Regions from separate parts of the Homo sapiens genome. Here region 1 is linked to region 2. Evidence: chromatin loops called from intact Hi-C (ENCODE). Cell type or tissue: mammary epithelial cell. All regions are shown on one strand. Each heading gives the region's core, and the rest is flanking DNA. Links, peaks and the distances in the headings are about the cores only. Region 1 overlaps ANO6 (anoctamin 6). Region 2 overlaps ANO6 (anoctamin 6).

Region 1 (11,469 bases), core at 1,472-9,471, 150 kb before region 2:
ATATTTTTAGATAATACTGTTCAGCTGAGATTTCACATCTCTTATCTTTGTATGTCCCTGTTATGTGAGGTGCTAGTTTGCCATCATTCAATATCTTCAGATTGTGCTTGAATAACACAATAGTATTAACAACTGAATTATCTTGGTTCTTGGACCTCTTGAAGTTTCTCTATTTCTATGACTTTTCTTTGGAATCAATCTCCCTGTAATCGTTTGAAACTCTCAACTTTAAATCTTTATGGTTTGGTCTGAAAGTTTTACCCCTGGTCTGAAAGTTTTACCCCTAGTCTTCATTAACTTTTTAATAAATATACATATATATACATTTTCTGAGTTTCACTCAAGAGAAAGCTATGGGGAAAAAATGTCTCTAGCAGCTTGATTTAAATGACACCAAAGCACCTGATTGATCCTGAAGTTATAAAGAAATAAAAATTTTAAAAATGACACCAAACAGAATTAAGTCACAAGAAAAACCCTTTTAAAGATGAAGTGCATTTTTAAACAAGTAAAGCAGAACTTGCCTGCATGTGGTATGGTTACCCAGGTCAGAGTACGGGTTTCCCTTGCTTTTGTTTTTGAAGTCTGCGACTTTGAAGATGGAGAGAGTGTTGTTGATGTACCCTTCCATGGTGTAGGAAGTGTGGTCCCCGTAGGGAGGGACGGAGAAGGACCAGTAGTACACTAGGCGGGGGATCATGTCCGACGTGAAAGCTATGATCATGGCCTATTTTGGGAGAAAAACAAAGCGAAAATGAAGTTATAGTTTTTTGTTTTTGAGACGGAGTCTCGCTCTTGCTGCCCAGGCTGCATGGCACGATCTCGGCTCACTGCAACCTCCACCTCTTGGGTTCAAAAAATTCTCCTGCCTCAGCCTCCTGAGTAGCTGGGATTACAGGCACGTGCCACCACGCCTGGCTAATTTTTGTACTTTTAGTAGAGACAGGGTTTTGTCATGTTGGCCAGGCTGGTCTTGAACTCCTGGTCTCGAACTCCTGGTCTCAGGTGATCTGCCCACCTCAGCCTCCCAAAGTGCTGGGATTACAGGCGTGAGCCACTGCACCTGGCCGAAGTTATAGTTTGTATAGGTCAGGTTAACAAATATGCCAGAATTACTATTTTCATCGTGTCAATTTTTTTTAAAGATTCAGAAATCTTAATTTTTTCTTAACTGCAAAATATATGCAGATAGTGAGATAAGATCTTGCTCTGTTGCCCAGGCTGGAGTGCACTGGCATGATCACAGCTCACTGTAACCTCGAACTCCTTGGTTCAAGTGATCCTCCTGAGTAGCTAGAATTACAGGTACACTCCACCATGCCTGGCTAATCTTTAAACATTTTTTGTAGAGATAGGGTCTTACTATGTTGTCTAGCCTAGTCTGGAACTCCTGGCCTCAAGCAATCCTCTCAGCCTCTCCAAGTGCTGGGATTATAGGTACGAGCCACTGATCTCAGCCTAGAAGACTTGCACATGTAATCAGAGTCAACATTATGAAAATAATTGAGCTTTATATAATTGATTTAGCTCTTTTCATAAACACAGAAGGTAAACTGCATGTTTTCCTTGATCTAAATTTAAATAATGACCTCTAAGTTCACTTTTTTCCTGTATAGTATTATGACTTGTTTACACAAGTCAAACCATGACCTGATTTGTTTTAAACTCTCAGTACATGGTTATGTTTGTTGCTTCATTATAGAGTGTGAGCATTTATTAATTTTAACAAAATTTGGGTAGTAGAATTATATTGGGGTTGTCCCATTCATAGTCAAACAATAATGTCTGTTTAGTCTGATCTAGTATCTAAGTCTCTAAACTTCAAAAAGATTAAGTGGATGAAGTTATGAAAATTATAAGTTGAACAACAACATACAGAAAATTTAGTATGTTCCTAGATAAAAGGAGTAAATATGGGCCAATCATAAACCTGTGTATCAGAGAGACATCTATTAGGAGGTAAAGCTATTCTGAATTATATGAATTTTCTCTAAAATTCTTTAATTTGGGCTTTAAACTCTCCAGTGTGTAAAACTGGTTGGAAGGAAGGAGAAAGGATTTTTACTTTAAACCAAATTCTATGTGAATAAAACAGCTAAATGATTGTCATTGATGAAGCAGAAAAGTAGACATGTTTTTGGCTTAACATGATTTTTAATAGTATTCATCTGAACATATGGTTTAGGCATAGTGAGACCACAAACCAAATCTCAGGCAAAGCAAGAAAAAACAATTAGGGGGCTTTTCTATTACAAAATTTCCCTCACTAGAACCAGCTTTGTCATTTCCTCTGATGTGAAAAATGTACATATACATATGAGTGTGTTTCTGCCTGTCAGTACTGGGGAGCCACACGAATATTTTACCTTTTTTCCCTCAGATTTCAATAGATTAAATTTTGCTATTATCATTTAACTCAACTATATCTTTTTATAGAATCACTGGCAGATGTGCATCAGAAGCTACAAAAAATTCCAACAAGGAAGATAATTCTATTGTCTTCTGACAAGATACTTTTCTTCCTGAATTGAGCTGCTCTGAGAGACATGCTGCAAGAGCACAAATAAATGCAGTGTGTTTCATTTCCCATGCTGTTCTGCACACAGTTTTCCATTTATATAAAAATAAATTAAAATTGGTCTTCAATAACAGATGCTCTGGCATGATACAACAATGTCAATTCAGCTTATTTATTGAACCAGCAGCTTTAAAATGAATGATTTTATACCAAATTCCTGCTTGATGCCCACTCTCATCCTGGTGGTTATTCTCTTTTTGTAGACAGTAGGTTGTGAGATACACACTGGGTGTTTGAGGGAATAAGACACACATTTAATGCTTGCACAAGCACACATATAAACATAGATGTCTATGTATGTGGATGTATAACTGCCATCTTGGAAGTATAACAAATCCTAATATGGAAAAAGGGATTGCCCATAGTTTAATCAATGTCACAAATCTAATAAGCAGTTTTCCTAGGTTAAGTGATAAGAAAAAGCCATTATTGGATAAGAACCAATAGCACCAATTAGCCAGAGTGAATGTCTGTACACATACACACACTGAGTCGCCTTGGAAACAGCCAATCCTCCATCTGTGCTCATGGAGTAGAGCCATGGCATGGATGCTGGGAAAAGGTACCTAATACAATCAATCTAGAATGCTTGAGGAATAGGGAGAGTTTGAGTCAACTGAATTTTCTGGTTAGTTGAAGGTAAAATAAAAACCCTTTTAGTTTCAAACTTTGTTGCTGAAAATTTTCTTAAAGCACACAAGTCCATGTTCTTGTCCAGCTTAGTGTACTAGAGCATATTGAACGTGCTGTCATGTTCATTGTTTTATGACTGAGGAACTTGAAAGGCCTCACTGCCATTTTTCTAAACAGCAGTCTTCATTTTGCAGCACAGTAGATGTTGAAGGTGTGGGGTACCTGGGTGAAAGGAAACTGACATACCCCAGTAGTTGGTTTTTGTGTGCGATTTGCAACTTTCTCCAAATAGTACAGATAGCATGCAATTCAGATAAATGTACGGTTCTGGGGTAGGGATGACAGCTAGGTTCCAGATAACTTGTTTTATTGTATAAAACTGTAACCATTGTCCAGACAGTGGTTGCTTTTGGAATTCCTGTGCCTCCAATTGGGGTACCTGTCAGAGTCCTCACAGCGTTACTGTTAATAACAATGATGAGTAATGAAGATGATAAAATAACAGCAGCTAACATTCAATAGAAACGAGGCTTCATGCATTAACTCAATGAATTCCCTAACACTGTGGTTGGTATGTACTATTCTTATGATATGTGGTAGGGAATTAATAATTTTACAAATAATAAAATAGGGCTCTGGAGTGGTAAGGCCTGGCTCAAGATCATGCAGCTCAGAGCTACAGTGCTGGGAAGTGGAGTTCGGGTCTACCTGACTCTAGAGCCTACAGTGCTCAGTAACTTCCCTCATCCAGAGCCTAAACTACAGGCACTGCCAACTTCTGTTGTTTTGGCTGGGGACTCAGGGAAGATGTGGCTTAAGAAAACAAAACTGGGGAATCACTTTGTTAGGGAGGTTCACCTGGGAGTGAGACTGTCAGTGAAATATGGGAGGAAATGGCCCTAGTTTTGGGATACTTCTTGGGAAGGTGGTCCTCTAATGGGCTGGCATGAAAATTGCATTGCCTGAGAACTTCCTGTGTGCCTGTACATAAAAATGACACTGTTCAGATGGCCCATAATCAATGAATACAGGCTGTAAACAACTGAGTTCTGTCCCCTCACAGCTGGGATACATACAGGGCATGAGGCTGCTTCAGCCAATGACCAAAGCATGGTGAGCAAAGACCTAAGGGTGGGGTGGGAAGGGTGATGAAACCCACCCACCTTCCTCCTTTAAGAGCTGCTGCTCTGGAGTCAAGGAAGGTAATTAGGAGTGCACAAAGTGTTTATACTTCACCATCAGAGTCAATATTTTAGGGTGATGCTTTGGAATATGTAGTAGTAAAATATGGTAGAATGATCTTATTTTAGGGCCCTCAAACTCTAAATGAACAGATTTCTACCCACATTATAAAAAAAACATTTTCTGATAACTCCTTTTATAGTTATGTGAGGATTAAAAGTGTTAGTACTTCTTATCATTACCATATTTCATACTGAATAAAAACTTTAGCAAATGAGCAATAACAGTACCTGTATAGGAGGTCTTGACAGTTAAAAATAATTATATACAAAATGAAAATACATTTAACAAGTGGTTATATATAGCAACTATATCATTTATGTGGATGACAGACTTAGCATCTTCCTCTCATTTTAAAAAACACTAAACATTTGATTCCTTAGGTAGCAAATCTAATGCATCTTCAAGGTCTTTACTCTGTAAAGCTTAGGTCTACTCACATTGGTCACCACAGCCAGAATTGCTATTCCTTGCATGATGGGCTGCCATGCTCCAATGTCTTGGGCTTTCTCTGGTACCAGGCGTCTAAACTGGGTGGTCAGTTTCCATGCGTCCACTCTTATTTCCAATATATTGTTCACGAGAGCCAACAGAGGGGCCAGTGGAAAAGAGGCCACAAATAAGGTGACGAACCCAAACTGAATAACTGTCAATGGAATGGACACACATCATGGAGTGGTGGTGGATGGAAGGACAACATATTTTCCTTTACTCTTGAAAGAGAAAGGCAAACGAACTAAATCCCAGAGAGAAAACACATCTGTGGTAAATAATAATTTAGTGTTCAACAGTGAAAGAATTCAAACAAAACACAAATATAAAATCTCTGGAAAGAAGATTAATTATAGCCTGTTTCTTTCACATGTATACACTTAATAGGAACAATATATTTAGACATCTTTAGTCAACCAGAATTATTCGCTGGTAATAAACTTGAGACATCATAAGCATATTATTCATTCTCAGTGTTGAAATAGAATGTTGAAAGAAGATTTGTGGTTTAGGATTTTTTTTTTAAGAAAAAAGAAATATTGTGGCATTATCTAACAAGTTAAAGACAAAAAGAAATGGACCCATGGGAAGGCTATACTTAGAGAACGTTAGAAGAAATATGCTGAGAACAAGCAAATGAGTGAGCTCCCCTGAGTCTGCAAATGCAAATGCAGTGCATTCAGAGAATTTGACAGTAATAGAAATCACAGAAATATATGTGATAAAAGTGTCTTAATAAATTATAATATCCTTCCTTAAGAATCTTGAAGTTAGTTGCAGTCCTTGTGGTCATAATAAGTCAAAATTTGAGTGGTGGCTTAGAAGTTCTTTTCTCCTTGTTTGTAATTGACACGGCCTTATTAAAAATGGGGCAGCAGAGATTTTGGGGTAAGTGATACCACGGAGAGGAAGAAGTAAGAAAATATCCTCAAGTTTTAGACCCTGCCCTCCTAACTGGCAGACCTTCAGAGGAAACATCTACAGATATGTAACTAAAACTGTGGATGGGAGGAAAACATAGAGTTCCATTAGGCCTCATGCTCAGACAAGGGGCAGGGATGACTCTGTCAGGAAGGGCAAGGCTGTGGAGGGTGTGGCGAGGCAAGCAGAGCTGGCATTTGCTTCTGGTCAGAGAGCCAAAGGGCATGTTGCAGAAGAGCAGACAGGGCTAGAAGGATCCAGTAAGTCCCACAGGCCAGGCAGGAACACTCATGCAGAGAAGTCAGCCAGGCAAGGACCAGAGTTGGTGATGCTACAGAGTCATGAGCAGCAGCAATAAGCAGTGATGTCAACTTCCCTATGACTCACCCAACCCTAAATAACTCATCAGCCCGCAGGGCATGCAAGTAATAGCCATGTGTGGAGTCAGCCCGTCAACTGTGGTAAACTAGCAAGCGTGTGTCCTATGGAAAGGGACAGCTCATAGTTGCCATGTTGGAATGAGGGCTCCATGTTGCCAGATCTCCTGATTGTTCAAGAGAAGCCAGAGATTAGGATTATGTTATCAGTAAACCTTGTTAAAAATCCAAAAGAGAAAAGATACCATTTATAATGACAACAAAAGCATAAACTATTTAGAAATAAATTAATGAGAAAACTAAGACCACTATGATAATTGACTTAAGAAAAAACAAATAATGATGAATGAATGAGTGGTAGGATGTGCCAAACTCTTGATTGGGCAAACTTGAATTCAGGGACATATCAAATTTTTTTTCCACAAAATAATTTAGAATTCTAATGTAAATTCTGTTAGTAATCCCAAATGGATTTAAGAAAAAAAAGCTGACAGGTCAGCCAGGCATGGCAGCTAATCTCTGTAATCCCAGCACTTTGGGAGGCTGAGGCGGGAGGATTATTTGAGCCCAGGAGTTTGAGACCAGCCTAGGCAACATACCCTGTCTCTACAAAAAATACAAAAATTAGCTGGGCATGGTGGTACGAGCCTGTAGTCTCAGCTACCCAGGAGGATGAGGTGGGAGGATTGCTTTAGATGAGGAGGCGGAGGTTGCAGTGAGCCGGGATTGTGCCACTGCACTCCAGCCTGGGCAACAGGGCGAGACCCTGTCTTTCAAAGAAAGAAAAGAAAAGCTGAAAAGTGATACTAAAGTTCTTCAAGAAATATAAACAGGTAAAATAATGAACAGGGATGTTTGCATAGACAGTATTGGGAACATTGTGAAAAAATAAAATGGGATAGCTCTGGGAGATATTGAGTGTATTATAATGCTATGGTAATTGAAACAGTTTAGAACTAGTATATGAATAGATAGTATGAATTAACCAGGGTGAATTTTAAGAGGAGATGCAAATATTCATGGGTTTTTATATATTATAAAGTGATACTTTGAAGCAGTGGATGCAAGTATTGACACAGCTAGCTAAGTCATGGGAAAAATTGGTATGGGGCCATCACTTCTGACACCAAAATAAATTCCAGATGGATTAAAAATATTATATTAAAAATAAAACACCAGAAAAAGCCCATATAATTTGTTCTGATATTCAAGTGAGAAAAATTTTATAAGCAACTTTTGAAACCAAGAATAACAACAACAAAAAGTCAACGCAAAACACCCACTGAAAAAAAAACAACCCTTGCCTGCAACTTTTTCATAATCCTATACTGCTCTCTAATGCTTTCTCTGCTTGCTTCTACATGTTACAGTTGAGTTTTCTGAAGGAAGTGTCCACCTTCACAACAAGTGGTAGAGTAACTACTCCCTGAAGCCCCGCATCCTGCTGAGACCCTCACCACTGCACTGGACCTACTCTTGCTAACTTTGCCAGTGGCTGCATGTTCATAAGCTGATGTTCCTTTTCAGTCCTGATTTTTGTGATTTCTTGTAACATGGCCATAAGAAATGTACGGCCAAGATTTATGTGACATGGTCAAACAGTCCCCCTGCTGTGGAATATTTGTTTCCCCTTGATTTCTTTTTTACTTAGTTTTAAAAAGTCAAAATATATATTGAAAAACAAAAAAACTAAAAAAGCCCTACCTAGCTATAGCACTGCTTCCACTTCCCAACCCAGGTCTAGCAATTAGGACTTGTGTAGGTGCTGGCTCTTCCTTTCTTCCCCCTCTGTATTTCCCATTATGCCCCTTTTCCATCATGTCCAAATTCCTCTGAAGCAACGTTATCATCTCCCAAGCCTTCTCTGTGTTGACACAACTCTGCTAGACTTCTTCCCACTGCTCTGCTCTTCTTTTTCTTTGTGAGCCTCCCTCACTCTTCACTCTTCAAATGTCCCTTTACCCCCGGGCCTCATCATCAATTCTCTGTCCATCTCTCTTGATATTCCTGCTAGGCATGCCTGATTCACCCTCGTGGCCTCACCCATGGCTCCTCTGAGCTCCTGACTGTTGTGTCCAACTTTCTAATGGACATTGCCTTTCAGATGTTTTCATGCTAAAAATATCCAACACTTAGGCATTTCCTAGAGAACAGCTCCTCTCCTTATGTTCTGCCCTGCATATATGGTCTCCTGGAAGTTATCTTAATTTTATTCCTCATCTGCTATGCAATTCACCGCTTTAACACTTACCAAATCCATCTCCCTCTCTCTACTCCTATGCCCACTATTTAGGCACCTATCACTTGTTGTCTGGGTTACCTGCTGTAGCCTCCTAAATCATCTCCCTCCCACCACGAATCTCATCCAAAATATTATCTTCCATTCTGCTGCGTGATTGATCTTATTCCACATAAATGTTATGCAGTTATCTTGTTTACAAATATTCCAGTGGATCCTAATTTCTTTAAGAATAAAGTTCAAGTCCTCAGGCTAAGCACACCAGACCCATCATGATATGGCCCCTGCCTACCTGATATTCCCACCTGTGAGTCCTTTGTTCACTTGCCATTCTTTGATCAAGCTATTGTACTTTTAAATATGTCCACCTCTCCACACAAAATGTCCATTCTCTTCACCATACTTTAGATAACTAACTTCCATTCACCCTTCAAAATCCAGTTCAAATATCACCTGCTCAAGGAAGTCTGATTAGCATTCTCCTTAACCATGCACCAAGCGCTGAGCTCCGTGAGGGGAGGGACCAAGTGCCCTGGTATCCCCAGCAACTGAGAGTGTTTGGCACAGCAAGTGCTTAATAAATGTTTAATGGATGAATGAGTGAATGAATGAATGAACAAATGAAGAGCTGGAGGACTGCAAATCCTCCCAATTACCTAGTTGCCCTTTTGGAAAGCTCATCCTGCAAAGGTTAGGAGACTTCATGGCAGGTGATGGGCTCGAACCAAGCAGAGATGAGAGCATGAAGGGAAGAAGGCCTGAGTCCTGGAGAGTGCAGCAGAGGCATCGGTGGGTTCAGCATAGGAGGAAGAAAAAGAAAGGGGTACGAGGAGCTGCTGAAGAATAGCTGATCTTCATTACATGGAGAAAATCATATATGAAGGTCATTGTTTTAGCAGATTTTAAAAAATTAACTTGGAGACAGATGAAAGTGAGATCAAGGTACCACGGCAAGGGTGGAAGAGGCAGTGCCAGAGACAAACAGGGCCCACTCATCACTTCAGTGCACTCTGTTTATGGCACTTGCCCACCAGGAAGGCCTCATCAAGTTCTCAGGACACCTGTGTCTGCAGTACATTACTGAGTACAAAACAGTATTTATGGCTTCCAGGTTTGAATACAGACAACTACGTTTATTATGTTCTGTGTCTGTGTACTTGGAGTCAGGAACACTCTTAGAGAAGCAATTTGGGTTAACAGCTCAGAGTTACTCCAATAATCTCAAAGGATGGTGGGAAATTCACTAAATAAAAAACGTTTCACTCAAACAGGTCATACAGAACTTGGTGAGAAGTGGGTGAAGGATGTTAATGTGAAATCAACTAACAGTTTTATATGTGTGTTGGAGCTCCAAGTTCAAGTTGCTTAAATGTTTATGAGTATAAGGTTCCAGGCACTGGCGCTCTAGCAGAGGACGCAGTAGCTGCCTCCATCGGGCTCGGTGCAATGGGGAGAGAGGCAGGCACAGAGCGTATACCACCACGGCAGGCAGCAGGTGCTGCTAACACCTAGAAGAAAAGAGCAGCAAAGCTGTCTGAAAAGTTCAGGGGCCCAGCTGAGGCTCAGCAGGACTTGTCAGGTAGGAAAGAAGGAAAGAGAGTTGAGCCTGGGTGCAAGGCCAAGCAAGCCTGGAGGCTTGCTTTCCGGAAGATGTTTCCCTTAAGCAGTTAGAGCCACAATTTAAAAGGTAGATGGTGGTGTTGTTAAGGAATATGGGGAAATGGGAAGGAGGGGACTGTGTGGTGGTGAGACCAATACCAAAGGCACTCAATGTTTATTTCTAGGGAAATGAAAACAATTCAAAAGGCACTTGGAAATTATGTCTCTCACAGACTAGAAGGACAAAACACAGATTTCACTCTCCTGTTGCCCACACAGTGACAGACTGCCTACTCCCAGAAATTCAGAAATCAAGTTTTCTAAGTCATTAGATACTATTTAGATAACAGGAAAACAACCTAATAAACCTAAAAATCTGTCTATAACAGCTGTTATTCTATACTTTCTTGTAGGGCAGGATGAGGCAGAATTATTTGGTTGATAACTATTTTAAAGAGCCTATGAAACTCTAAAAGTCCTATCAACTTCTCCCCAAAGCACATGACCATATAACTTTCCCTTCTGATGTCATTTATTTGACTAATCAACTACAGAAAAATAACTTTTTAAAAATAATAAATGACATTCTGCCCCAGGATTTTTAAAAATGCTGTTAATAGTTCCAATAAGAAATATTTACAATTATGACTCATTTTTGAACAACAGGTAATTGTCTTACAGTCCTTCTGAAAATCAGCAGAATAATAACTAACTAAGGACAGCTTCTACATATGTACTGCAGCTACACCCTTAATAAAACCTGGTCACAAAACATAACAAAGCAAAAATGAAATTCAAAACAGGCTCCAGGCTGCTGCAAAGTACTGTTGACTAAAGAAGCCACAAGATGAACCTTTTACTCATTGAAGGAAGCAGATGTGTTTCCATGTATAATGTATATTTTTAAAAGCAATTATTTTATATATAGAATGTGATTTAATAAAAACCACCTTCTAACTGCAGACTTGTAAACAGGAACCACAAAGGGGTGTCTTTGCCAACATGCAAAGCCCTGTGCATAAATGCAAAGCCTGTCAACAAAAATGATGTGTTTCTTTTTCTATTCTCCTAAGCTTAAAAAAAACTGTAATTGAATGCAATGGTTAGCTGAAAGGGCACAGATAAAAACCATGTAAATTGTTAGCCATCTATTAGATATAAGCGTGTCATGCATAATACAAAAGGTGGTGTTTCCTATGGAAATCTATTTTGAGATGCTTCCGTTTAAAGGCAACTGAGAGGTCAAAATCAAGTTCTACTGAAAAGAATTAAGAGTCCAAGCAAATAATATAAAAATGGACCAAGGCATTTAGGAAAGAGAGGACCTGTGCTAAATCTTAATTCCAGACCAGCACAATGGTTCCAAATTCAGGCCAGTTATGAGCCAT
Region 2 (11,469 bases), core at 2,088-10,087:
CATGAATGGTGGCAGGAAGCGACTACAGGAGTCCTTGCAAAACTTAGTAGTGGCCTGGGCTCCGATTTAGGTGTGGGCGCAGGGGATGTTGGGTGCTTGAATTTGAGAATACGAGGTGTCACAGAAAGGCAGGAATCAAGGATGACTTCAGCTTTGGGGCCTGAGTGACTAGGTGGTATCACTGCATAGGTTAAAACAATGGAGGAAGTATAGACTCACGAAACAAATCAAGAATTTGGTTTTGGAAATGTTAAGTTCAACTCATCTACTAAACAACTAAGTGAAGAAGTAAAGCCGACAGCTGTAAAGCAAGGGAGAGATAAGGAGTGGACATAAGTATGTGGAAGTCATCCACATACAGATGGCATTCAGGGCCTTGCAAATGAATGAGATCACCTAAGGAGTGGAGATGGGGAAGAGGGTCAGGGCACTAAGCCCTGGGTGCTCCAAAGTTTAGGGGCCAGAAGAAGAGAAGGATCCAGCAGGAGAGATTGGGAAAGAACAAGTGAGCAGTGAGCAGAATCAAGATAAAGTAGCATCATGAAGCCAAGTAAAAAAAGAATTTCAGGAAGCAGGGAGTGGTCAGTTGTGCCCCGTGCTGCTGAGATAAGCATGAGCTCCAAGAGAAAGTTCTGGGAGGCTCTGTGACTCATGATGAATGAACAATCCTCTGTGATAACATTCCTTACCCATAAGTGTATTCAGACCACTTAGTAACCCTCAGTTCATTTAGAACACTATGCCTCTGTTTCCAAGGAAGCCTCACCCCATGGCAAGCCTCCTTCAGGATTCTCCCAGGAAGCAACAGAAGAGATCCCTGTGCCTGTGAAATAGAAATGGCTCTAATGGGGAGGCGTAAATAGGAAGCAGACCAAGGCTCACAGCAAAGAACCCAATTTGTTGGAGCAGAACAGAACCATTCTACAAATTCCTACATTTTTCTAACTCACAGCATGTGAGAAGAAAATCAATAGCAATCAAGTTTTATCATTCCCATTTTACCAATGAGGAAACTAAGGCACAAAGAGGTTAAGTGACTTGCCCAAAATCACACAGCTAGTAGGTAGGAAAGCCAAGATTCTCAAACCTAGGAATCAAACGAAAAGAGCAAATTATCAACTATTTTGCTTGGCTGCCTTCCCCAAATCAAATGTGTAGTTTCTGGGAGTCAGATCACAAAATTCTATCTGACTATATGACTTTTGATCAAAATTGGCCATCCTTTCTTCCATTTTAAAATATTTAATTGACAAAGATTGAATATATTCAAGGTGTACAATGTGATTTGATATACACTGTGTAACAATTACCACAATCAAATTAACACACTCCATCACCATTCATACTGTACATTAGATCCCCAGAACTTAGTCCTCTTTAACTTAAACTCTGTACCCTTTGACCAACATGTCTCATTTCCCCCAGCCCCCCGGCAATCACTGTTCTATTCTCTGGTTTTATGACTGTTTTAGATTTCACATGTAAGTGAGGTCAAACAGTATTTGTCTTTCTGTGTCTGGCTTATTTCACTTAGCATAACATCTCCCAGGTTCATCCATGTTGTCACAAATGGCAGGATTTCCTTCTTTTTTAAGGCTGAATAACATTCCACTGTATATATGGACCAAAATTTCTTTATCCATTCATCCATCAATGGATACTTAGGTTGTTTCCATATCTTGACTATTGTGAATTATGCTGCAATGAACACAAAAGTGTGAATGTCTCTTCAAGATACTAAGATCATTCCCTTTGGGTATATACTCAGAAGTGGGACTGCAGGATCATGTGGTAGTTCTATTTTTGATTTTTGTTTTTAGAATCTTCATACTGTTTTCCATAATGGTTATGCAATTTATATTCCCAATGGTTTACAAGGATTCCCTTTTTTCCATACCACTGCCAACACTTTTTCTCATCAACTTATTTGTGTTTATTAAGAACTCTAAGGGAAGCTAAAGCCAGCCCTCTTCCACCAGCATGGTAAACGCTCATAGTTAATAATGTCTCTTCTGGAGAATTCTCTCTTCTTATGACATGAGAGGCCATATTCAGTGTAAAAACACAAGGACATCAGACTTACTTGGATTTAAATTTTGGCTCCTCTCTCTAGTGAACAGGTAAATGTAAAAATCTGGTCAGAATAAATCCTAATTTGCAGGGTAGTTATAAAAGTTTGATGACAGGACATAGATGAAAACACTGAAAATGCAGTCTTACATATTTAAAAAACCCTTTTTTCTCTCCTGACCCTTCTCTTCACTTCCAGAATGCACTGCTGAGCCTCTGAAGTTTGTGTGATAGAAGTTGGTTACTCATTAGTAGTTTTTGTTAAATTTTTCACCTACATAGCAGCAAAAAAAAAAGAAAAGAAAAAAAAACCCAAAAAGGTGGTTCTTCAAATCTTCATGTTTTATCTTCACAAAAAATTTGCATCTTTAAACAATAAAAGTTATTTAATATAAAAACGTTTTATATTTACCTCCAACTAAATTGATTTGCTTTATCTTGAAAGTTTCAAGAATATTTGTTTTAGGAAGATTTTCCATGATATATGGTGACTTTACTTCCACACTGCCACATTACCATTTGCTCTCCAATATGAAGGCTCTTAAAAATAATGCATGAAAGTATGAAGACTTAGGATTTCAAAGAGGTTCTTCACATTTCAATTATTATTCTGTCCTGTTTGCACCATCTTAACATCTTGGGGTCTACTCTACAACGAGGCCCAGTTTGCAGTTTTAGTTCCAAAAAATTTTAACTATGTATTTTTCACCCAAGAAAATTATTACTTTTCAGCATCTCAGCAGTGAGCTTCCTGGCCACTTGTAGGCTAAGCAGATACTAGCTGTGATCTTGCTTTTACAGAAAAGTCTCTGGTACAGCTACAAGGGTAAATGTAAATAGTGCAAATCTGAAAATACTTTTCCAGTAAAAATAGAACATTGGCCAAGGATGATCCTAAGTACACTGCAATGACAGAAGATAGAGTTTTTAAAAATCATTTGAAAAGACAAAACATATTAATCCAAAGAAGCCAAAGGATTTAATTCAGCTATACTAACAGAATGTGGCTGCTTTAAAATATTATAGATTGGTGCAAAAGTAATTGTACTTTTTGCTATTAAAAGTAATGACAATTACTTTTACTTTTGCATCAAATAATCAGTCCTTAAAATGTATTTTTATAAATAGCATCATTTACTTTTGCACCAAATAATAATTCAGTCCTTAAAATGTATATTTATAAAATAGCATCATTTACTTCAGACAACTTTTTGTTGTTAGGTAATGCCACAATACTCCCTTTTGTTATGCCATATACATTTGTATGTTATTCGAAGGTCCCTGGATGTTGTACATAGCTTGAGTAACATGTAAGGTCACTGAAATCTTGTTTTCATTATTTTGTCATCAAAATATCCTTGCCAAACATTTTTTGCTAAAACTCTCTCTCCTGGAAGGCAGGGTGGGAAGTCCTTCTTGCTTTTAAGATCCTGGCCCATAGTACAGTGAGCCATAGACAGGTAAGAAATAACTTTTGCAGCCGGGCATGGTGGCCCACACCTGTAATCCCCACACTTTGGGAGGCCGAGGTGGGTGGATCACTTGAGGTCAGGAGTTCAAGACCAGCCAGGTCAACATAGCAAAACCCTGTCTCTACTAAAAATACAAAAATTAGCTGGGTGTGGTGGCATGCACCTGTAATTCCAGCTACTTGGGAAGCAGAGGTTGCAGTGAGCTGAGATTGCACCACTGCACTCCAGCATGGGTGACGGAGTGAGACTGTCTCAAAAAAAAAATAACTTTTGCTTTCTGAAGTTCTTTTCTGAAGCATGCATATAGGAATGGATTATTTTCAGCAATCCATGTGGACTGAGGAATAAAAAGTTACAGAACTTCAATTCAACAAATATTATCTGAAACCCCACTACTGTTACAGAAATAACAGGAAAGACAGGCCTGTTCTCCCGGAACTGACAGTCGGAGGGGAAAAAGAAGGAAGGATGCTGTTCAAATACAAAGGAAGGGGATCTTACCCAGGCTGGATGGGAGGTGAGTATGAGGAGTCAGAAAAGGCCTCCTGGAGGCAGGAACATCACCTGAAGGATGAGGAGGCATCAATAAATACAACAGGCCAATATAAGGGATGGTGTTAGGCTGCAGACAGAGCAGGAGGCGGCATCAGACCTGCCTCTGTAACAACAAGGACCTGACCTCGTACAAGCCATTTGACCATTTTTGCTCTCATTTTCCTTATCTATAACATGGGATGGCTAAGATGTCAGTTAACCTTAACTCTTGCTGTGCATCAAAATCACCTGAGCACCTTCTAAAAAGAATGGCTCCTTCCTCTGAAAGGTCGTTTCAGGTGGTGGGACCTCAGTGCTTCTTTCATGAGCTCTCCAGATGATGCTAATCTGCAGCCAGGGCTGAGAACCACTGGATGAGATGAGCTCTCAGGACCCTGACATCTCAGGTCTGTGGTTCACTACCCCTGGTGCACAATAACATCTTCTGGGAGCTTTTAGAAATCCCAGTGGAGGCTGCATTCCAATAATTAAACCAGATCTCTGGAGGTGGCCTCAGGCATCAGTAATTTCAAAGTTCCCAGAATGATGCCAAGCTACAACCAAGGTTGACAACTACTGTTCTGGGCCCTCTTAATACTTCAGTTCCCTATTATGGTCAATGAAGGATGGGAAAATTAAAAAGAAAACTACATTGAATTAACAAGAAAACTAAATGCCAAAGGCCACCGAAGGATCTTAAACGGGACTGTACCACACATGGCTGTGTGCATCAACCAGTGGGAAATGCCCAATCCAAAATGCTCTCAGGTCTAAATTTAAGATTCAATGGAATACTTCTATAAAATGGCTCCACGGTGTGTTCTCTGCAATACTTAGTTAGAAATTGATTTGCATGGTTGACTGTAATATGAACATTACATTCCCTACCCCCGAGGTTACTTAAATCCACTTATTAGGCAATGGTGAACTAAACAAACAGTAATTAGAAACACTCCAGACTACCTTTTAAATCTGTTGCTAAATTATGTTTTTCCTGCACCAAAGCCCATACACACAGCATGTCCACAAGCATCACAAAACCAAAGCCTCAGAAATATTTACACTAATAAGGGCATAAGCTACCTCTGGGCCTTCACACTGGATTCTGCAGGGAAGTAAGGGCTGCCTTAGAAGAAGACTATTCATTACTGTTATTTCTCACATCTGGGTAAATAAAGCACTGCCCCCATGTGGTTAGAAATCCCAGGTGAAAATGAACTCTCCAGGGGTCTGGAAATGAAGAATACCTCTGATAGACTGTCTCATTTCCTGAAATGAGTCAGAAATGAAAGTAATTCCTCAGAAAAGAACATCTGCACTATGGCACAGCTTATAAAATAATGCCAGATGATACCTGTGGCTAAGAAGCTGGCCCCAGAGAAGAAGGGAGGGCCTGGGAACAGCACCAGAGCCTCTGCATTGCACTTAATCTCAAGGCTGCCGCTGTTAGCTTGGAGGGTCTGCAAATCCAATGAGCGGCCAGGCGTCCTGGTCTCCACCATAAATCTTGATTAGCAGTAAGACTGCTCACATTCCATTAGAGAGCTGGCCCCTTGCCAATGGGTGGAAGCAGCCAGAAAGGATGCATGTGCTGCCCTGAGCACGGAAATAGCAATTCTTACAAGAAAAATTGTTTTCCTTAGCTAAAAATAGTCTATGCCCGTTAATGATCCAGACAGACCTTTCTTCCTGGGGAGGACTATGACCTAATGTTGCCAAGGAAAGCCCTTTCCCTTCCTATTATTGCAGGAAGAAGAGGTATTGGCATGTGGTCAGGTACTGGAGGACAGGAAAGAATGAAATGCCTTTCACAACAACTCTTGTAAAGACCAATAAACAGGAAGGTGAAAAACAAAGATGGTTTTCACCAAGATCAGAGCCCAGTTATTCTTCTTAGGTAGCTCTTCATTATTTTTTTCATCCTGGTTAAGTATGTATGTATGTATTTTATTTATTTATTTATTTAATTTTTGAGACAGGGTCTCACTCTGTCACCCAGACTGGAATGCAGCGGTGCAATTTCAGCTCACTGCAACCTCCACCTACCAGGTCCAAGCAATTCTCCTGCCTCAGGCTCTCGAGTAGCTGGGATTACAGGCATGTACCACCACACCTGGCTAATTTTTGTATTTTTGTAGAGATGGGGTTTCACCATGTTGGCCAGGCTGGTCTTGGAATCCTAACCTCAAGTGATCTGCCTGCCTTGGCTTCCCAAAGTGCTGGGATTACAGGCATGAGCCACTGTGCCCAGACCTGGGTTTGTAAAAGGAATCCAGCACTACTGTTTGTAATGGAGTAGTGGGGGAACTGGAAACAATCTACACGCCTGTTAATAGGTGATTAGGTAAATTATAGTACATACACAATGGAATACTATGTAGTTATTTAAAAGCCTAATCTGTGTGCAGATATAGAGATATCTGTACTCTCTCTGACACACTAATACATTAAAAAATGCACCTGGCCTTTTTAAACATTTGTGTAAATGATTTTAAAGAAGTTTCCTAAAATAGGAGAGGGTTGGGAGAGAGAGTTATTTTTCTTTTATACCCTTCAATACAGTTTTGACTTATCTTTTCATATACCTGTACCCTTCCCCTTTTAATAATAGGCACTAAATAAGTGGAGGGCTATTTCCGGTTTCTTCTTTATGCTAGCCTCTTCATACATAATTTACAACAAGTAAGTGCTATTTTTTTTGAGATGGGAGTCTTGCTCTGTTGCCCAGACTGGAGCACACTGGCATGTTCTCAGCTCACTGTAACCTCCACCTCCCTGGTTCAAGCGATTCTCCTGCCTCAGCCTCCCGAGTAGCTGGGATTACAGGTGCCCGCCACCATGCCTGGCTAATTTTTATATTTTTAGTAGAGACGGGGTTTCACCACACTGGCCAGGCTGGTCTCAAACTCCTGACCCTCAAGTGATCCACCCGCCTCGGCCTCCCAAAGTGCTGGGATTATAGGCGTGAGCCACCATGCCTGGCTAGTAAGTGCTATTTTAAATAGATGTTATGGAATCATAACTCCCCAAAAATCAGATGTGGAAGCCCTAACCCAAAGTACCTCAAAATGTGACTGGATTTGGAAAAGACAGGGTCTTTAAAGAGGTGATTAAGTTGAAAATGAGAGTGTGAGAGTGTGCCCTAATCCAATCAGACTGGTGTCCTTAAAAGAGGAAGAAATTTGGACACAGAAAGATACCAGAGTGCATGCCCACAGAGGAAAGACCATGTGAGGGCACAGAAAAGGTGGTCGTTAGCAAGCCTCAGGAGAAACCAAATGTATTGACACCTTGACCTTGGACTTCCTAGCCTCCAGAACTGTGAGAAAATAAGTGTCTGTTGTTTAACAACCCAGTCTAAAGTATTCTGTCATGGCAGCCCCAGCAAACTAATATAACAGATAAATAGATGGATGATTCAATTCAAATAGCACAACATGGATACAGTCACCCACAAGAGTCTTCAACAGGTGAAAAGCCCACTATGTCCACCGTGATGCTGATGGCCTCATCTGCTTTGTGAAGAAACAGGAGTTACTGACTAAATCATGTTCACCCTGTTAAGTGGCTCAAGCTGGGACCTGAATGGGTTTCCCACTTCGTCATTTTTAACAAACCCCATAACTCAAAGAACTAGAGCCATATTATACACACACACACACACACACACACACACACACACACACTTGTTTTTTGAGACAGGGTCTTGTTCTGTCACCCAGGCTGGAGGGCAGTGGCACAATCTTGGCTCACGGCAACCTCCACTTCCTGGGATCAAGCAATCCTCCTGCCTCAGCCTTTCAAGTAGCTCGAACTACAAGTGCATGCTACCACGCTCAGCTAATTTTTTAACGTTTTTGTAGAGATGAGGTCTCACTATATTACCAGGCTAAGCCTCATATATTTTATTAGTGACTTTTAAAAGCTTGGCTTATAGTCAAAAGGCTGATAACTAAGAAAAGGGAAAGTGTCACAGTAATATTAATTCAATTTTTTAAAAAAAGACTTGGCACCAATGTTTAAAACAAGTATGGAAAAACAAATGATATGCCATATTTATGTGCCAACCTAATCTTTTATACTTTAATACATACGGTCTCAGACCACAATGCAATATATTTTTAAAAGTATGGTAATCCAGGGCTAAAATTTCTTTATAAAATCTTATAGATTTTTACAAATTTATGAATATTTTTAAAAACTGGAGTTTAGAGATCAATGACATAGAACCACAGACTTTGCCTATAGAATCTTTAAGCTATAAAGGCTTAACCTATAAACCTATAGTCTTTAACTTGCAAAGATTTGTAAGTGGGTTAAGATGCAGACAACTGAAAAGATCACAACCCAAAGATAAATATGTGGTACAGGCAGTTCAGGCTACAGACATTCAGAGGAAGGTGGAATCACTTTTGCCTTGAATGGCCAGGGGAAGTTTCACCAAGGATATAGGGTCTAAGCCAATCTGGGATTAGAAATAAAAGCTAAGGAGAAGTGATTTATGTTCAGGTCTGCCTTATCCTTGAGTATATTGTTCTGAAGGCAAGAACTGTGTCCCTAAGATCCTAACAGTGCCTGGCAAATAGTAGGCATCTGCCAGCTGGGGCAGGGAAACAGGTGAACACACAGCATGCTCATGTTAGGGTAGGTCTATACTGCAGGATTTTTGTAAGGAAGTTGCAGGACATAAGATTTAAAAAGTTGGAGCCAACCTGCAGGTACACTGAGGTTTGCGCTTTATCCCTACACAGTATAGAGTCTACGAAGGTGTTTCTGAAGGAGAAAAGCACATGATGGGGCCAGCAGTGATGTGCAGAATGGACTGGAGGTGGTAGAGAAATGACAAGAATCGGGAAGGTTAACTGGATGATCAGCTGGGTAAAGTCTCAGCTTCCTAATCTGTAAAATAGGCATCATACTACCTCTGTTCATAGGGCTGCTGTGAATATTAAATGGAATAAGGATGGTAAGGTACATAACACGAGGTCTGACAGTAAGCACTCAAGACATAACTGCTATCATTATCATTTATTATTATCATTCCACACTGCAAGATATAGAAGAAAATGAGCAAGAACAAATGTGAGGTGTGGAGCCAGGGTATATAGGTCACTTCAGGGTCTCCTCAAGTCCCTTACACAGAATGGTAAGGCCATCTGTCTTTTTGGAAATGGAGTGTGCTATATTTATTCCTTAGTTCTCCATAACTTCGTATTTCAATACAGTAGATCCAACACGGGAGGAAGAGATGTCTGAAATGATCTTTAAAATCGAGACTACAAAATCAACTTTACGTTGCTTTTATATAAAAGTCACTATACAGATTAATGCCAATCAGTTTTGAAACACAAAATTAATGGACTCAGCTATAAATCCAGGAAAACCATTTTCATAATGAAAATGCCAATGCCTTAATTTAAGAATGGAATTGCCAACATAAAAGACTTACAGTCAATGAGGAATTGCTCCTTTCACTCATAAATGACAGAGCCTGATAACTCTGAATTGTTTCTGAAACTCTGATGATCAGAAATTGTTGAGAATATAAGCTACAGGATTTTTCCAACTGCACAATTACCACTTGATATTGGAGCTCACAGCCTCAGACCAAATTTGGTGTGTTGGCTTTGTACGTTCCTTTCTCTAATTCTTATTATCAGGGACCCAAGGTCTTATATTTAGTGTCATGATACAGATATGAAGTTCAACTGAAGATAATAGCACTTTGTCTAATACAAAACAATGCTAACTTTTTTTGTATATTTGATCTTAGAAGCAAGATTTACTGTACCACAAAAAATTTTTTGTATTTACATAAATATGTATGTATCCACAGTCAGGTTTCACCAACTAACCATTGGTAAAATTAATGTTTCAGATGTCTGTGCTATTCCTACTCTCAATATTAATCATCTATTTTAAAACTTTACTCTTTGGTCCATGACAGGTTGCCACACTTACTATATCAATGGTGGGTGTATTACTTCTTAAAATTAATAAAAGCCAACCCCCCAAAAAATTATCCAAAGGGACTAAATAAGACATAACTGATTACTTTTACCAGAGTCAACAGAAACTTTCCAAGAAACAAAGAGGCCAAGATGAAGAGAACAATCAACTGTCAAACCAATTAGTAGGCCAAGGACAGAGTAGGATAAGGAATGCAAACTTATCAGCATAATTTCCAGTTCACAGGCATTAGCCAAGACATACATGTATTCAACACTCGAATAACACATCTTAGAAGGAAAGAGCAGAGCACAAAATCAGGAATCAAGATGTGGGAAGAAGAAAAAATTCCTTTAAGGAGAGAATAAAGCCTGAAGACAACATGCAGCAGGTAATGGGGTGACCAGCAGCTAAATCAAGAGATATGAGCTATAACCCCTCATTACACCCACCAAGCTGGTTTCCTCGGTTTCCTTCCGAATGTTCCTTAACTTTTCTAAGTCTTAGAATCTTTAGGTTTAGTTTGAACAGGGAAGATGATATGATATCCAAAGGTCTCCTCCAGCTCTGATAACAGACTGGGAGTTTGTTTAGACGATGAACAGATACGTTTAAAGGGGAAAAAATAGGCTACTTTTATTTCAGTGACTTGAAGTTCACAAGAATGAAATTTCACAGAAGGGAGCCAAGCTGTCAGCACGCACAGTGAACACAGCCCTAAAGCATTTGTCAAACCAAGGCCTCTGAAATGAGTACAAACACCTGGATGGTGTGCATGTTACCTGCCACATAACCTCAGCCTCAGCCACAATCCCTTTGCCTCTGACCCTCCTTGGCTCTTCCCAGTTGGATACACTCACTTCTCAGCCCCCATTCTTCATGTAATCCTGCCAGAGGCAAGTTGTACACACATCTATAAAAAGTTAGGAGAGGTTTAAGGTGAAACAGGCAATGGAAATCCTTGGTGCAGCTCCTAACCTTGAGAATAGCACAGTAGGTAACAATTATTAGTGTCCTAAAAGGACATTTTAGGACAGGCAGGGCAGCTCACGACTGTGATCCCAGCATTTTAGAAGGCCAAGGTGAGAAGAATGCTTGAGGCCAGGAGTTTAAGACCAACCCAGGCAACAAAATGAGATCCCATCTCTCCAGGAAAAAAAAAAAAAAAAAAAAAAGGCCAGGCCAGGCATGATGGTTGTAGTCCCAGCTATTCAGGAGGCTGAGGTGAGAGAATCACTTGAGCCCAGGAATTCAAAGTTGCAGTGATCGCACCACTGTACTCCAGCCTGGGTGACAGAGAAAGACTCTGTCTCTCAAGATAAAAAATAGAACATCTTGTACCGGCCCCTGTTAGAATGCGTGCCCCAGTAATTTCACTTCTCAAGAACTTCACAAAATAATGTGAAATATAGACAAATATTTATACCTACAAATCTCTCTCAAT

Evidence for each region. Hi-C counts contacts between places; a loop is a spot of excess contacts. Peaks named below come from ENCODE experiments on the same cell type or tissue, not always from the same donor. Only the 100,000 strongest peaks of a DNase experiment are listed, where the experiment ranks them.
Region 1: a loop joins it to region 2, with 7 times the contacts of the local background. A loop is called at or near these places in 2 of 110 quality-filtered maps.

Annotation. Positions count from the first base shown.
Region 1 is chr12:45,410,329-45,421,797 of GRCh38, reverse strand. It overlaps ANO6 (anoctamin 6), which reads right to left. Exons shown (of 20, transcript NM_001025356.3): 17 at 4,894-5,099; 18 at 525-727. All of the region lies in intron 5 of LOC105369743 (a long non-coding RNA gene), which reads left to right. Among named protein-coding and RNA genes, the nearest start is that of ANO6, 200 kb to the right of the region's middle. In mammary epithelial cell, for the core only: no CTCF peak of the experiment used is centred there; a DNase peak (open chromatin) is centred at 6,237; H3K27ac peaks cover 1,030 bases.
Region 2 is chr12:45,263,099-45,274,567 of GRCh38, reverse strand. The region is part of intron 1 of ANO6 (anoctamin 6); the gene reads right to left. Among named protein-coding and RNA genes, the nearest start is that of ANO6, 53 kb to the right of the region's middle. In mammary epithelial cell, for the core only: a CTCF peak has its summit at 5,283 (motif pointing left); a DNase peak (open chromatin) is centred at 5,407; H3K4me3 peaks cover 211 bases; H3K27ac peaks cover 2,821 bases.